Linked DNA regions of Homo sapiens: region 2 is linked to region 1. The links are chromatin contacts, found by POLR2A ChIA-PET in ENCODE. All regions are on one chromosome and are shown on one strand. Each heading gives the region's core, a stretch centred on a gene start or an enhancer-like site at or near the end of the contact. The rest is flanking DNA. Distances are from core to core; before and after follow the strand shown. Region 1 holds the start of RHBDF2 (rhomboid 5 homolog 2). Region 2 overlaps MFSD11 (major facilitator superfamily domain containing 11).

Region 1 (7,090 bases), core at 4,571-7,070:
GGGAACTTATCCGTCTCTATCCCAATGCCCTGGGGGAACATCCGAGGGGCCAAACAGGTAAAAGGCAAGCCCAGGGCCAACCTTCCCCAGCCCCTCCATCCAGAAGTCAGGACTCCTGGGTCCAATTTCTGAGCTCCGGTCCAGCCCTGCTGTGTGAGTCCCTCATCCCCACCCCCGCACCTGTTTCCACCTTGGCTGGCTCAACCAACAAACTTCGGCCCCGGTCCGCCCGGTGCTCACCCGGGAGAAAGTGGAGGGGAGAGAAGGGTCTGAACTGCAGGCACTTCTGGGACGCAGGCGGGACTGCCCTGCGCAGTCTCCTCTCTTCCTCCGGAGGTTTAAATCTCTGCCCAATCGTCTTGCCCCTACATCTGGCGCCCCGTCGCCCAGGGACCCCTTAGGCGTCCTGTCCGAGCCGAGCCCTAGGGGCCAGCAGACCGGGTCCAGCGGCCCCGCCGGCGCCGTCTGAGCCAGCCCGGGCCTCCAGCCGAGCCCACGTGGGACCCAGGCGCTCCGCAGGGCGGGCACCGGGCACTGGGCACCCTTCCTGGCCGCGCACCACCGCTCCAGGGCAGGCTCGGGCACAACCTCGGGACCCTTCCGGCGCCTGCGGCTGGGCGGCCGTGAGTCCTGCCCCGCTCGTCGCCCCGCGCTCACCTCCCTGCGGCCCCAAGTCCCCGGGACGCAACTCCGTGCGGCGCCTGCGAGCGGCTGGGCGGTGGCTCCTCGGGGGCGGGGCGGCGGCGCTCCGCCTCTTCCCTACCTGCGCGCGGGCGGCCGGGAGGCGGGGCTGGGCTCCAGGGGGCGTGGCCGGGCTCATGGGGGCGGGGCCTGGACGCAGTCTTTGCTCAGTCGGCTTCCTGGGTTCCTGCCTCCGCCCTCCACCCAGCTGGGTCCCCGCCTGGGCAGAGCCCTGTTTTCGCCTGAGCTGGTCTCTTCAGGGCGCCGTCCTTTCCCTCTTGGCGTCCTCACTCCACCCCAGACCAAACACGTCATCTAGGTCTTGATTGCCGTCTTCAAGTCGCCCCTCCCCATCAAGAAAAAGCACCCAATCTCCCATCCCCTTCTTCCAGCGCCCTCATCCTCAGGCCAAGTGGGCCTGTTCCCTTGACCCTTTTAGTCTGTAGTCACACTCTCTCCGGGAAGCTGGGCCTGAACACCTCCTCTCCCTCCTGGACCCTGAGGCCTCTCTCCTAGCTCTGCTGTGCCCTTGGGTTGGGAACAGGCACTCCGTGGAGGTCCTATCTGCATTTGCCCTGCAGCTAAGGCCAACATTTGTGACTCCTGCCAACCCCCTACACACCCCGTAGAAGCATTGACAGAACCCACCCAGCTCTGGCCCTTCCAGCTGCCATGCGGGCCAGAGCCAGACTGGAGATTGGGGACGCTGGCGACACCTGGCCCCTTGGCTTGGGTCTGTCTGCCCAGGTGGTTCCTTCTCTCTTCCCTGGACTCCAAGGGCCTGCCTCTTGGGACTAGACAAACAAAACCTTGGCCAGGGCAGCTAGGACCGAACTCCAAGGTCTGGATGCCCCGTTCTCAGCCCCAGCGCTTATCATCTCGCCGTCCCTCTCCAGGAGGCCTGGCTAGGCCAGGAGGAGCAGAGTTTGAAGAGACTCAGGCTTGGAGGGGTGGGGGTGGGGTTGTCAGGGCCAAGGCAAAACCTCTGGCCCTTAGAGAGCTCCTGAGCCACCCTGCCCCCCAACCCAAGGACTCTGGTGTTTATTGCTGACCTGGGTGGAGGTGGGGAGCACCTGGCTGCTGGAGATTATCCTGAGAGATGCATCTCTCCTCCCCAGCTCTGGGGCCATGAGGAGGGCACAGGCTGGAAGGAGGGGGAGTGGGCCAAAGCTGGGGTGGGGGTTGCTCCTAGTAACAAATGTAAGGGACCATTTATTGTGCAACCAGCACATCCTGGGGTTATGTGCAGAGAGGAACAAAACCAGGGCCTGCCCACGAAGTGCCAGCATTCTACAGGGAGACGTTGGAACTCAATACTGTAACAGGAAGGGTGAGAGCAGCTAGCCATTCCAAAGTGCTTTAGTCTGTATAATCCGCAGTACAGGTCTATGAAGTGGGTACCATTATGATCATCCCCATTTTAGGGATGAGAAAACTGAGGCAGAGGGAGATGTGAGGGGAGCAGCTGGGGTTTAAACTCGGTCATGATCTGACTTTAGACTCTAACAAACACTGCTGCAAATGCCTGAGCTGGGTTCTCTCTCCTGGAGCTCTACTGGAAGCTCTGCAGGAGTCCCCAGGAGGGGAGGGATTCATGGTGGTGCTTAAGCTGGTGTCAGGGATTTGTCCCATGCAAACATGGCGTGCTGCCCGGCCACATAGGTGCAGGGAGGCTGATTACAGCCTTGGCTGCAGCAACACGCACCTGTGAGGCCAGAGAGGGAAGAATGTTAAATAGGCCAGGGGTATAACTTGTGATAATGTCACACAGCTGTTAAAAGCAACGAGGCAGCTATCCATGTACTGAGAAAGGAATTATCTCCAACTTATAGTAAGTTAAAAAAAAAAAAGCAAGCTGCATGTTTAGTATAATCCTATTTACCTAAATTTAAATAGAACAGACATATATATGTTGGTAGATCCATACAAACTTTCTGGAAGGATATCTGTGGAGTAACCCTGCAGGGGTTTAGGGGGAGAGAGTCACTTGCTTTTCATTTTGTATCATGTGCATATATTACTTACATAACTTAAAGAGAAACACTGTCTAAACTCTTTGTTTTTGTTTTGAGACAAGGTTTTGGTGTCACCCAGGCTGGAGTACAGTATACTCATGGCTTATTGCAGCCTCGACCTCTGGGGCTCAAGTGATCCTCCCACTTCAGCCTCCTGAGTAGCTGGGACTATAGGTGCACGCCATCCTTTCTGGCTAACTAAATTTTTTTTTTGTAGAGATGGTGGTGGGCGGTGGGGGGGGGCCTCACTACGTCGCTCAGGCTGGCCTCAAACTCCTGGATTCAAGTGATCCTGCTTTGGCCTCCAAAATCGGTGGGATTACACTTTACATATTTTACTTTTATAACTTAAAGAAAAACACTGTTGGCCGGGCGCAGTGGCTCACTCCTGTAATACCAGCATTTTGGGAGGCCGAGGCGGGCAGATCACCTGAGGTCGGGAGTTCGAGACCAGCCTGGCCAACATGGAGAAACCCCATCTCTACTAAAAATACAAAATTAGCCAGGCGTGGTGGCACATGCCTGTAATCCCAGCTACTCGGGAGGCTGAGGCAGGAGAATCGCTTGAACCCGGGAGGCAGAGGTTGCAGTGAGCTGAGATTGCACCATTGCACTCCAGCCTAAGCAATAAGAGGGAAACTCTGTCTCAAAAAAAAAAAAAAAAAAAAAAGGAAAAGAAAAAGAAAGAATAAGTGAAAAACACCGTCTAAGCTTTTTTATTTTTATGGACCTACAGGTGTAGGGAAGATCTTCACAGATTGGGATAAGGAAAGGGATTTCTAGTGGGAAGAACAAGAACGAAGACACAGCCGGGAAACTGGCTGTGGTGGGGAAGCTTCTGGTGCTATGGCTTGGCTACATCGCAGGCTGTGTGAGGAGGAGGACAGGAGAAGCCTGGGGAGGCAGCGGGGGCTCAGGGTGGAGGCTGCTGTGTGTCTGGATAAGGGTTTTTACTTTCTTCTGTAAGCAAGGGGGAGCCCATGAGGCATTCTTCAACTAGGAAATTGCACCCTCATATTTTCTGCTTGTGTCCCCTCCTTTAAAACATGCTTTCACAGACACTATTTCATTTATTATTATTATTTATTTATTTTTGAACCGCAGTCTCGCTCTGTCGCCAGGCTGGAGTGCAGTGGCGCAATCTCCACTCACTGCAACCTCGGCCTTCTGGGTTCAAGTGATTCTCGTGTCTCAGTTTCCCGAGCAGCTGGGATTACAGGCATGCGCCACCACATCCAACTAATTTTTTTTTTTTGAGACAGAGTTTCTCTCTTGTTGCCCAGGCTGGAGTGCAATGGCGCAATCTCGGCTCACCACAACCTCCACCTCTCGGGTTCAAGCGATTCTCCTGCCTCAGCCTCCCAAGTAGCTGGGATTACAGGCATGCACCACCACACCTGGCTAATTTTGTATATTTTTAGTAGAGATGGGGTTTCTCCATGTTGGTCAGGCTGGTCTCGAACTCCCAACCTCAGGTGATCCTCCTGCCTCTGTCTCCCAAAGTGCTGGGATTACAAGTATGAGCCACTGTGCCTGGCCTTTTTTTTTGTATTTTTAGTAGAGATGGGGTTTCACCATATTGGCCAGGATGGTCTCGATCTCCTGACCTCGTGATCTGCCCACTTCAGCCTCCCAAAGCACTGGGATTACAGGTGTGAGCCACTGTGCCCGGCCTATTATTATTTTTTGAGGCCGTTATCTTGCTCTGTCATCCAGGCTGGAGTGCAGTGGTACAATGGGAATCACTGTAGCCTCAACCTCCTGGGCTCAAGTGATCCTCCCACCTCAACCTCCTGAGTAGCTGGGACTACAGGCCACCACACTCAGCTAATTTTGCTTTATTGTTTGTAGAGATGGAGGTCTCACTATGTTGCCCAGGCTGGTCTTGAACTCCTGGACTCAAGCGATCTTCCCGCCTCGGCCTCCCACAGTGCTGGGTTTACAGGCATGAGCCACTGCGCCCAGCCTATTTTATTTTTTAAATCTTGACAACAATTCTGCAGATAGGCAGGTCAGGCTTTACAGATGAGGACACTGAGGCTGCTGTGGAATTAAGACCAGCGACAGAGTTTGACATTGAGAAGCGTTGGTCCTCAGTGAGTACTGCCTTAGAGGAAGGCAGGAGAACATGCCCCAGAGAGGGACCCACCCTGGGAACTGCACACCCTGAGACCCCCTCAAGACTCACTTTGTGATCCTCGGAAGAAAAGGGCAGAGGGTCTTGAAGCCATTAGTTAGCAAACTCAGAAAAGCTCCGACAACACACCTTTGAAGGACGCCCTGGTATTTGTCCACGGGAGTAAAATATTAGGGGTCTATGTTTAGCTTTTTTCATTTTTAGAACGTGAGCGGCCGGGTGTGGTGGCTCACACCTGTAATCCCAGCACTTTCGGAGGCCAAGCCGGTGGTGGATCACTTGAGGTCAGGAATTCGAGACCCACCTGGACAACATGATGGAACCCCCATCTCTACTAAAAATACAAAAATTAGCCAGGCATGATCGCACATGCCTGTAATCCCAGCTACTTGGGAGGCTGAGGCAGGAGAATCGCTTGAACCTGGGAGGTGGAGGCTGCAGTGAGCTGAGATCGCGCCTCTGCACTCCACCCTGGGCGACAGAGTGAGACTCCATCTCAAAAAAAAAAAAAAAAAAAAAAAAAGGAACAGTGAATCTTTTGAATGAGAGGATGCTGGATGCTGACTTCCTTGTCAAGGTTCAGAGAAGTGTAGGACTGTGCCCAAGAACGCACAGGTGGTGAGAGAGAGCAGGGCTGGGTGCTGGGCCCCACACCCATACTCTTTCCAGCCATTCCGGTGGACCATTCCCATCTTTTGGAAGGGCCATTCTGGCTGTGCTCAGGACAGATGGGTTTGGGCAAAGGTGGGGAGGCCAGGTGAGAGGGAGCAGGGGAGTGGCTGGGGGAGCAGAGTAGAGGGAGGGATGAGAAGGGCATCCCCTCTCTTCGGAATTTAGCTGACACAAGCCCCCAGACTTCCTCTCCATATATGCTCTGGATTTACCTCCCCTTACCCCCAGGCCTCCAGCAGGGAGAGTCGGCAGCGGGAGTGGGCCCAGGTGGGAGCCCCAGAGAAAGGAACCACAGGATCTTGCCCGCCTGGCCGCAGAGATTGATGATGCGGGATCGCCATCTGGTGGCGAGAAGAGGTACCGCGCCAAGGAATCCACGTGGTCAGGGGAACCCGGGGAAGCCGCAGTCTTAGTGCTCCCCGCCACCTGCTTTCTCACCAGATACCCTGGCAGTCCAGCCTGAAGGTTAAGGGCACAGAGGCACAGGCTCGCTCTCAACAGGACTCGTCAGTGGTTAGCAAGATGCCAAAGCCTCTGTAACGCCTCTCCTTGCCACCCTGCCTGCCTTTACGACATGCCGGGGAGGGCACCAGTGAGTGACCTCTCTCCAAGGGTTCATGGGCCACCAGACCCTTAGGCACCTTGGGAGCTGCCTGCCACCAGGGGAGAAGCCAGGGTGCCTGGCATTCCTGGGTGCTGGGGAGGAGGCGGATGTGGTCAGACTCCTTAGGCCCAGAGATACTTTTCAGCTATCTCCTCCTGGTGCTATTCCTTCCCCCATGGTGCCCTTGAAATCCATCTCCACCTCCCTCCCAGCAGGCTGCTCCTCACCAGTGTTCTCACCCCACTGTCAGCCCTCCACTGGGTCATCCTAGTCTCAGCCAGGGCTCGGTCATTCCCATTAGCCCTTGGGAATGGACTTTGAAAGCTATTCCAGAGCCCCTGTCACCTGCTCAGCCCAGCTGTGCTCATTTTTCAGGCGCCCATCACTGCTGTATCTTCCCTCCCCAACCTTGGAGGCCTCAGTCACCCTGGGAGGAGAGTGAGGCCCGGGGGAAGGGCGCTGGCCTCGGGGGCATGCAAATGTTCAGGTACACCCAGCTCATCACTAATTAGCTTGTGAGATTAAGCAAGTTACTTAACTTTGGAATACTGAGGCCACCCTAGAAAGACATGCCATCCAGAAGCCATAAACCAGAAGATTGACAGATTGACATAAATGCCACCAATTTCCGTGCCACAAAAGGCACTGTAGACAAAGTTAAAAGCCAAACAGCTGGGCAAGGTGGCCCACATCTATAATCCCAGCATTTTGGGAGGCTGAGGCGGGAGGATCACTTGAGTCCAGGAGTTTGAGCTCAGCCTGGGCAACGTGGCCAGATGCCATCTCTACAAAAAAATAAAACCCGTCTAATTTTTATATTTTTGTAGAGATGGGGTTTTGCTATGTTGCCCAGGCTGGTCTTGAACTATTAGGCTCAAGTGATCCATCTGCCTTGGCCTCCCAAAGTGCTGGGATTACAGGTGTGAGCCACTGCGTCTGACAGTTTTAACTTCTTGATCATAGGTCCTCTCTGCCCCTGCT
Region 2 (7,090 bases), core at 3,439-5,938, 270 kb after region 1:
AAAAAAAAAAAAAAAAAGTCATTTCTAATGAAATAGAAGCATGTCATAATGTGGTATGATAGCAGGCGGGGTACCCTTAAGTCAAGAATGATAAAGAAATTTGTTTTCTTTTAAAAAATGCTGTAATTTGCTAGTTAATCTTTTCCCTTATGTGCCTCATAGATACAACATATTTTTAGGTGAAATAGAATAAACATTAAACATCTTTAAAATTCACAGTTAAGGTTTTGTAGCATTAGGGAATCAAGGTCCCCTACTGATTTACTCTAATTTTTTAATCTTTGGAATTTTCTTTTCCTAGAAAAAGGGGTTTAATTAAAACATTATGGTGCTTTTAAGACACATTGTATAGTATGTATTGGCTTTCCATTACAGTAAGAATATAATTGAATAGGGGCTGGGCACAGTGGCTCATGTCTGTAATCCCAGCACTTTGGGAGGCCGAGGTGGGTGGATCACCTGGGGTCAGGAGTTCGAGACCAGCCTGGCCAAAATGGTGAAACCCCGTCTCTACTAAAAATACATAAATTACCCGGGTGTGGTGGTGCATGCCTGTAATCCCAGCTACTTGGGAGGCTGAGGCAAGGAGAATTGCTTGAACCTGGGAGGCAGAGGTTGCAGTGAGTTGAGATAGCGCCACTGCACTCCAGCCTGGGCAACAGAGCAAGACTCTCTCTCAAAAAAAAAAAAAAAAAAGAATGTTCCTGTTTCTTTGGAAAGCTACTAACAAGGTTAATGAGCATGTTAGTCTTCACTGTTACAAAGTTATGTTAATTATCACCTCTGCCCATCTCCGCCTGCATGGAGAGTGATAGGTTTTAACATAAGGATATCTGTTCATTTGAGTTGTATACTTTTACCTGAAATATATGGCAGATGCCGTCTTGTGGTATCTTAATTTTAGCTGCTATAACAAATTTCCATAGACTGTGTGGCTTAAACAACAGACACTTATTTCTCACAGTTCTGGAGGCTGGGAAGTCTGAGAGCAGGATGCCACCATGCGCAGCTTGTGGTGTGGGCTGTTCCTGGTTGTAGACAGCTGCCTTCTTGCTGTGTCCTCCCATGGCAGAGAGCAGACAGGAAGCAAGCTTTTTGTTGTCTCTATTTATAAGGGCACTAATCACATCGAGAGGGCTCCACCCTCATGGCCTAATTGCCTCCAAAAGGCCCCATCTCCAAATACCATCATGTTTTGGGGAATTTGAGTTTCAATATGTGAATCTGGGGAGGACACAAACATTTAGTCCATAGCATGAAGCTAATTCCATTTCATCAGTTACATCACATTATGCTCTGCTTGGGGATTAATATTTCAGTCTCTGTGAGTTTTATGTGTTTTACTACGCAAGTATTCTTTCGTCAGATACTACTAGATGGGAAGATAAACAAAAATGTGAATATATAAATGACATCTGTTTTTTTTCTTTAACTAAAGGTCTGGAATTAACTTTCTTCTCTGGTGTATATGGAACCTGTATTGGTGCTACAAATAAATTTGGAGCAGAAGAGAAAAGCCTTATTGGACTTTCTGGCATTTTCATCGGCATTGGAGAAATTTTAGGTTGGTTTTAAAAAAAAGCGTTTGCATTAAAAATATCAGTTTATTATAGGTAAAATAGAAATTTTAAGTGTGCTTCACCTTTGTCCTTGAATTTCTGTTTTTTCTACTTATTTTTACCCAAACGTGTGTTTTTATTTTTCTATTATTGCTATTCTTTTTCTTTTTTTTTTTTTTTTTCCAGACAGAGTCTCGCTCTGTCGCCGAGGCTAGAGTTGGAGTGCAGTGGTGCGATCTCAGCTCACTGCAAGCTCCGCCTCCCGGGTTCACGCCATTCTTCTGCCTCAGCCTCCCGAGTAGCTGGGACTACAGGCGCCCGCCACTATGCCCGGCTAATTTTTTTGTATTTTTAGTAGAGACGGGGTTTCACCGCATTAGCCAGGATGGTCTCGATCTCCTGACCTCATGATCCGCCCACCTCGGCCTCCCAAAGTGCTGGGATTACAGGTGTGAGCCACCATGCCCGGCCTATTATTGCTATTCTAATATAACTAAATTATAAAACATTTGCAAAATAATTCACAGATGGAAACCCTGTGTAAGAAAACATACAATGTCTCCCGACTTTTCCTCCTAAAATATTTAGAAAGTCTTGGAATTCCTGACTCTGGTTCTCTGATTCCCTGTCACCAACTGGGTGTCCAACAGCTCAATCCTGTTCTAACACTTAACTCTCCAAAGTTAGTGTCAGATTCCACAGGTTTAAGGGTTCAGTCCTACAGACAGACAGTCTGGGTCCATAGGCCTCTCAGGCACACCTCTCTGACTTGGGTACAAATTTGGAGGTTCCCATAGCCCTCTTCCCCCTTCATGTTTGATAATTTGCTAGAGCAACTCACAGAACTCAGGAAAATGCTCTCCTGACTATTAGAGTTTATTATAAAGGATACAGATGAGCAGCCTGATGAGGAGGTGCAAAGGGTGGGGTCTGAAAGGGTCCCTAAGTGCAGGAGCCTCTGTCTCCATGGATTTTGGGCTCACCACTCCAGAAGCTCCTCCAACCCTGTTTAGGGGGATTTATGGAGATCCTGTTACATAGGCATGCTTGATTAAATCATTGGCCACATGGCCGGGTGCAGTGGCTCATTCACTTTGGGAGGCCGAGGTGGGAGGATCACTTGAGCCCAGGAGTTCGAGATCAGCCTGGACAACATAAGGAGACCCTGTCTCTAACAACAACAAAAAAACAATCATTGGCCATTGGTGATTGATTTAATCTCCAGCCTTCCCTCCCTGAAGTGGGAGTGAAAGGGGCCTGGAAGTTCTAGCCCTCAGGGCTTGGTCTTTCTGGGAACCAGCCTCATCCTGAAGCTCTATCCTAGGCCAACCCCTCTCTCCCCAAGGGTTGCCCCCTTAGCGTAAACTTCAGTATGGTTGAAAGTGGCTCTTTCTGAATAACTAATGTCCCTCGTATCACTGAGGAAATTCCAGGCCTTTTAGGATTTCTGTGCCAAGAACTAGCAGCAAAGACCAAATATGTATTTTTATTATGCTCCACGAGTTATTCTTTGTTCAACAAAGATTTGTTCAGCACTTGCAGTATATTGAATATTGTGTTAGATATGAGGAACTTCAACAAAGGTTTATTGTAATCTGTCATGTCAACAAAATAGACAAAAATACCTGCCCATATAGAGCTTATATTCTTGAGGAAGAATACAGACAATAAAAACAGAAATCTTTGTATGTCAGGCAGTGGTAAGCACCATGGGTAAAGCGGACTTTGGAGGGTTTGTTTGTTTTTGCTTTTTGGCCCCTGCCTTATTGCCAACACCTGGAGCAGGACAAGGTCTATATTGGGCATCCAATAAATGAGTTAAATGTGTTGAATGAATAATGAGAACATGGTTTCAGCAGAACTTAGTAACCAGTTGCGTGGTGGTGTGAGGAGAGATGTCTAGAATGATGACCAGGTTGATCAGAGTAACCTGGGCAGAGAGAATGCTGTAGGAGATGGGGTTTGAGGAAATCTGCTGAATGGGATTTTGAACACCTCTAAGTACCAGAGAGGCACCCAAGTAGAGAAGTGTCCAGTGGGAAATGCAGGCTGATGCTCAGGAGGGACTCGTGGGCTGGAGGTTGATGTTGGGAGTTATGGGTATGTAAATGGCGGGCGAAGCTTAGCCATGGTGAGTCAGTGCAGGGTTGTCTTCTCTGGTAAGTGCTTGTTTAGTGTCTGCCTGTAGACTACCTGGGAAGAAACTCACTTTCTGTAGGCAACCTGCTTTTTTGAAAAAAATAATTTCAAATTGATAAGAAATTGCGAAAATAGGCCAGGCACAGTGCTCACGCCTATAATTCTAGCACTTTGGGGAGCTGAGGTGGGCAGATCGCTTGAGTTCAGGAGTTTGAGACCAGCCTGGGCAACATGGCAAAACCCCATCTCTACAAAAAAAGTACAAAAAAATTAGCCAGGTGTAGTGGCGTATGCCTGTCGTCCCAGCTACTTGGGAGGCTGAAGTGGGAGGTTGCAGTGAATCCAGATCACACCACTGCACTCCAGCCTGGGCCACAGAGCAAGATTCTGTCTCAAAAAAACCAAAAAACCAAAACAAAAAAAGAAATTGCAAAAATAAAAATAGTACAATGAACATCTGAATATCCTTTAACAGGATTCATCTATTGTTAACGCTCTACCTTAGTAACTTTTTTTTTTTTTTTTTTTTAAGGACAGAGTCTTGCTCTGTTGCCCAGGCTGGGGTGCAGTGGCTCGATCTTGGCTCACTGCAACCTTCGCTGCTGGGATTCAAGCAATTCTTCTGCCTCAGCCTCCCAAGTAGCTGGGACTACAGGCAACCGCTACCACGCCTGGCTAATTTTTGTATTTTTAGTAGAGATGGGGTTTCACCATGTTGGCCAGGCTGGTCTCAATCTCCTGACCTCTTGATCCACCCACCTCGGCCTCCCAAAGTGCTGGAATTACAGGCATGAGCCACTGCACCTGGCCCTCCTGTCAGTATTTTTGAGCTTTGTTCTTAGATGTAGTTCATTTAATTGAAAACAGCATACCTTTTAAGATTTGTTGGGCAGGACTGGAGCATTACTCAGTCTAGGGCTAATTATTTCCTGCTTCTAAGGGAAGACCCTTCTGTGTGCTCCACCCAGTTCCTGTGAATCATAAGCTTTTAAGTGGCTGGTGGGACCAGACACTATACCCAGCTGAGGGCGGGGCCCTAATACCACTAATCCTCTTGGCTGGTTCTTTCCCAGACTTCTGCTAATTTGCTCACTTTATGTACTGATCAGTCCTCAGCTGAAGACTCAGGGGGACTGTCTGCAGCTCTCTGGAATTGTTTTTCTGTGTAGCTTTCCTTTCTGATACCGTTGTCTGTGAACTCTGGTCACCCTGATATCCCTAGAGTCACATCCCCGTCTCTTCAATCCATGGGGGCTGCTGGCCTCCGCCTGGGTTCTTTCTCCCTCTGCTGCCTACTCTTGAGAGGAACTGCCAGATATTTTCCAGAGTGGCTGTACCAGCAATGTGTGAGTGATTCCGTTTTTCTGAATCCTTGCCAGCACTTGGTGTTATCACTGTTTTTGATGTTAGCGATTGTGATAGATGTGTAGTCATGTTTCATTGTGGTTTTACTTTGTCTTTAATGGGTAATGATGTTGAGCATCTTTTCATGTGTGTATTTACCCTCTTTATATCTTCTTTGGTGACGTGTATGTGCATATCTTTTGCCCATTTTCTAGGCAGGGTTTTTTTGTTTTGTTTTGTTTTTACTGTTAACCTTCACTTTTTAAATTTTTTTTTTCCAGACGGAGTCTCGCTCAGTTGCCAGGCGGAGTGCAGTGGCGCAATCTTGGCTCATTGCAACCTCCACCTCCTGGGTTCAAGCGATTCTCCTGCTTCAGCCTCCTGAGTAGCTGGGACTACAGGCGCACGCCACCACGCCCAGCTAATTTTTGTATTTTTAGTAGAGACAGGGTTTCACCATGTTGGTCAGGATGGTCTTGATCTCTTGACCTCGTGATCTGCCCACCTTGACCTCCCAAAGTGCTGGGATTACAGGCGTGAGCCACCATGCCCAGCAACTTTCTAAATTTTTTTAAATTATTTTTTTATTTTTTTGAGACAGAGTCTTGCTCTGTCACCCGTGCTGGAGTGCAATGACATGATCTTGGTTCACTGCAACATCTGCCCCCTGGGTTCAAGTGATTCTCCTGCCTCTGCCTCTTAAGTAGCTGGGACTACAGGCATGTGCCACCACACCTGGCTAATTTTTGTATTTTTACTAGAGACAGGGTTTCACCATGTTGGCCAGGCTGGTCTCGAACTCCTGACCTCGGGTGATCTGCCCGCCTTGGCCTCCCAAAGGGCTGGGATTACAGGTGTAAGCCACTGTACCTGGCCCACTTTTTAAAAAATATATATACAATTTTTTCTTTCTTTTTTTAAAAAAGACAGCGTCTTGCTATGTTGCTGAGGCTGGTTTGGAACTCCTGGCCTCAAGCAATTCTCCCACCTTGGCCTCCCAAAGTGCTGGGATTACAGGCATGAGACCCTGCACCCAGCCATCCTTCACTTTTGATATATAGGTTTGCTGGTATCGATTTCTGGGGTAGAAATCACTTAAAAATTATAAAGGTCTTCTTCCTTTCAGTTACAGAGTTCTCCTCTTCTCACTCTTGAGGATTCTCCTCTCAGCTTTTGAGATATCCTAGCTGTTCTGGCTGCTGACTCTTCCTAGGCCTCTCTGACTCCCCTTCGGAGCTCACACATAATTCTCAGAATCCATAGTGACTGCCTTTCAGTGTGATACCTTGGCTTGTTTGGCTATGATTGCAACAAAAACGTGGTCATAATGACAAGTTGTGTCCTTATTTTATTTCTGTTATAAGCTACAGGTCAAAGGGGATAGCTTGTGGGGTACAATAATTCACAGAGAAGAAATACAAGAATGTTCCTGGATAGAAATGCAAGTCATTTTGATACCTTACTTTTTTGTTCTAATAGTTGATGCTTGGTCATCATTATCATTGTCTGCAAGTGCTGAGGTGTTGGGTTTTTTGAAGAAATTTAACAAGTGAGAATGTTTATTCCTTGGCTCCTTGGTGGTAACTCAGGCCTGGGTATGTGATGTTTCGGCAACATTAGTGACGTTTCTGCCATCTTGACTTATAGGTGGAAGCCTCTTCGGCCTGCTGAGCAAGAACAATCGTTTTGGTAGAAATCCAGTTGTGCTGTTGGGCATCCTGGTGCACTTCATAGCTTTTTATCTAATATTTCTCAACATGCCTGGAGATGCCCCGATTGCTCCTGTTAAAGGAACTGACAGCAGTGCTTACATCAAATCCAGGTATAGTGGCTGTCATTTCTCTAGTCGCTTGAGTACGGGTGGGAGGTAACGGATGGCTAGATACTGAAAGTGGAGCAGTTAATCCTCTTCAGAGAGCCTGGTGTCTCTCTAAGGTCATCTGTCAAGTGTTCATGGAGTCAGACTGAGTTTAAATAGGAATCCTTAGAGAATCCTAAGTTATTTTTGTAATAGTTGGTTTTAACCTTTTCCCCCACTAAATCTTTTT

The links. ChIA-PET counts read pairs that join two places held with the same protein, here RNA polymerase II (POLR2A).
Region 2: POLR2A ChIA-PET joins it to region 1 with 14 read pairs in CD8-positive, alpha-beta memory T cell. The contact joins two enhancer-like sites. POLR2A ChIA-PET finds 5 or more read pairs at or near these places in 2 of 52 experiments (CD8-positive, alpha-beta memory T cell and HEK293).

What each region holds. Positions count from the first base shown.
Region 1 is chr17:76,500,696-76,507,785 of GRCh38, forward strand. RHBDF2 (rhomboid 5 homolog 2) reads right to left here and starts at 728. Exons shown (of 19, transcript NM_001005498.4): 1 at 658-728. RefSeq lists enhancers at 1-655, 1,006-1,145 and a silencer at 316-955. Within about 2 kb of position 5,821, at least 2 of the 41 ENCODE cell types and tissues checked have a DNase peak (open chromatin) inside an H3K27ac peak, as active enhancers do.
Region 2 is chr17:76,768,308-76,775,397 of GRCh38, forward strand. It overlaps MFSD11 (major facilitator superfamily domain containing 11), which reads left to right. Exons shown (of 13, transcript NM_001242532.5): 10 at 1,439-1,564; 11 at 6,690-6,864. Among named protein-coding and RNA genes, the nearest start is that of LINC02080, 27 kb to the right of the region's middle. Within about 2 kb of position 4,689, at least 9 of the 41 ENCODE cell types and tissues checked have a DNase peak (open chromatin) inside an H3K27ac peak, as active enhancers do.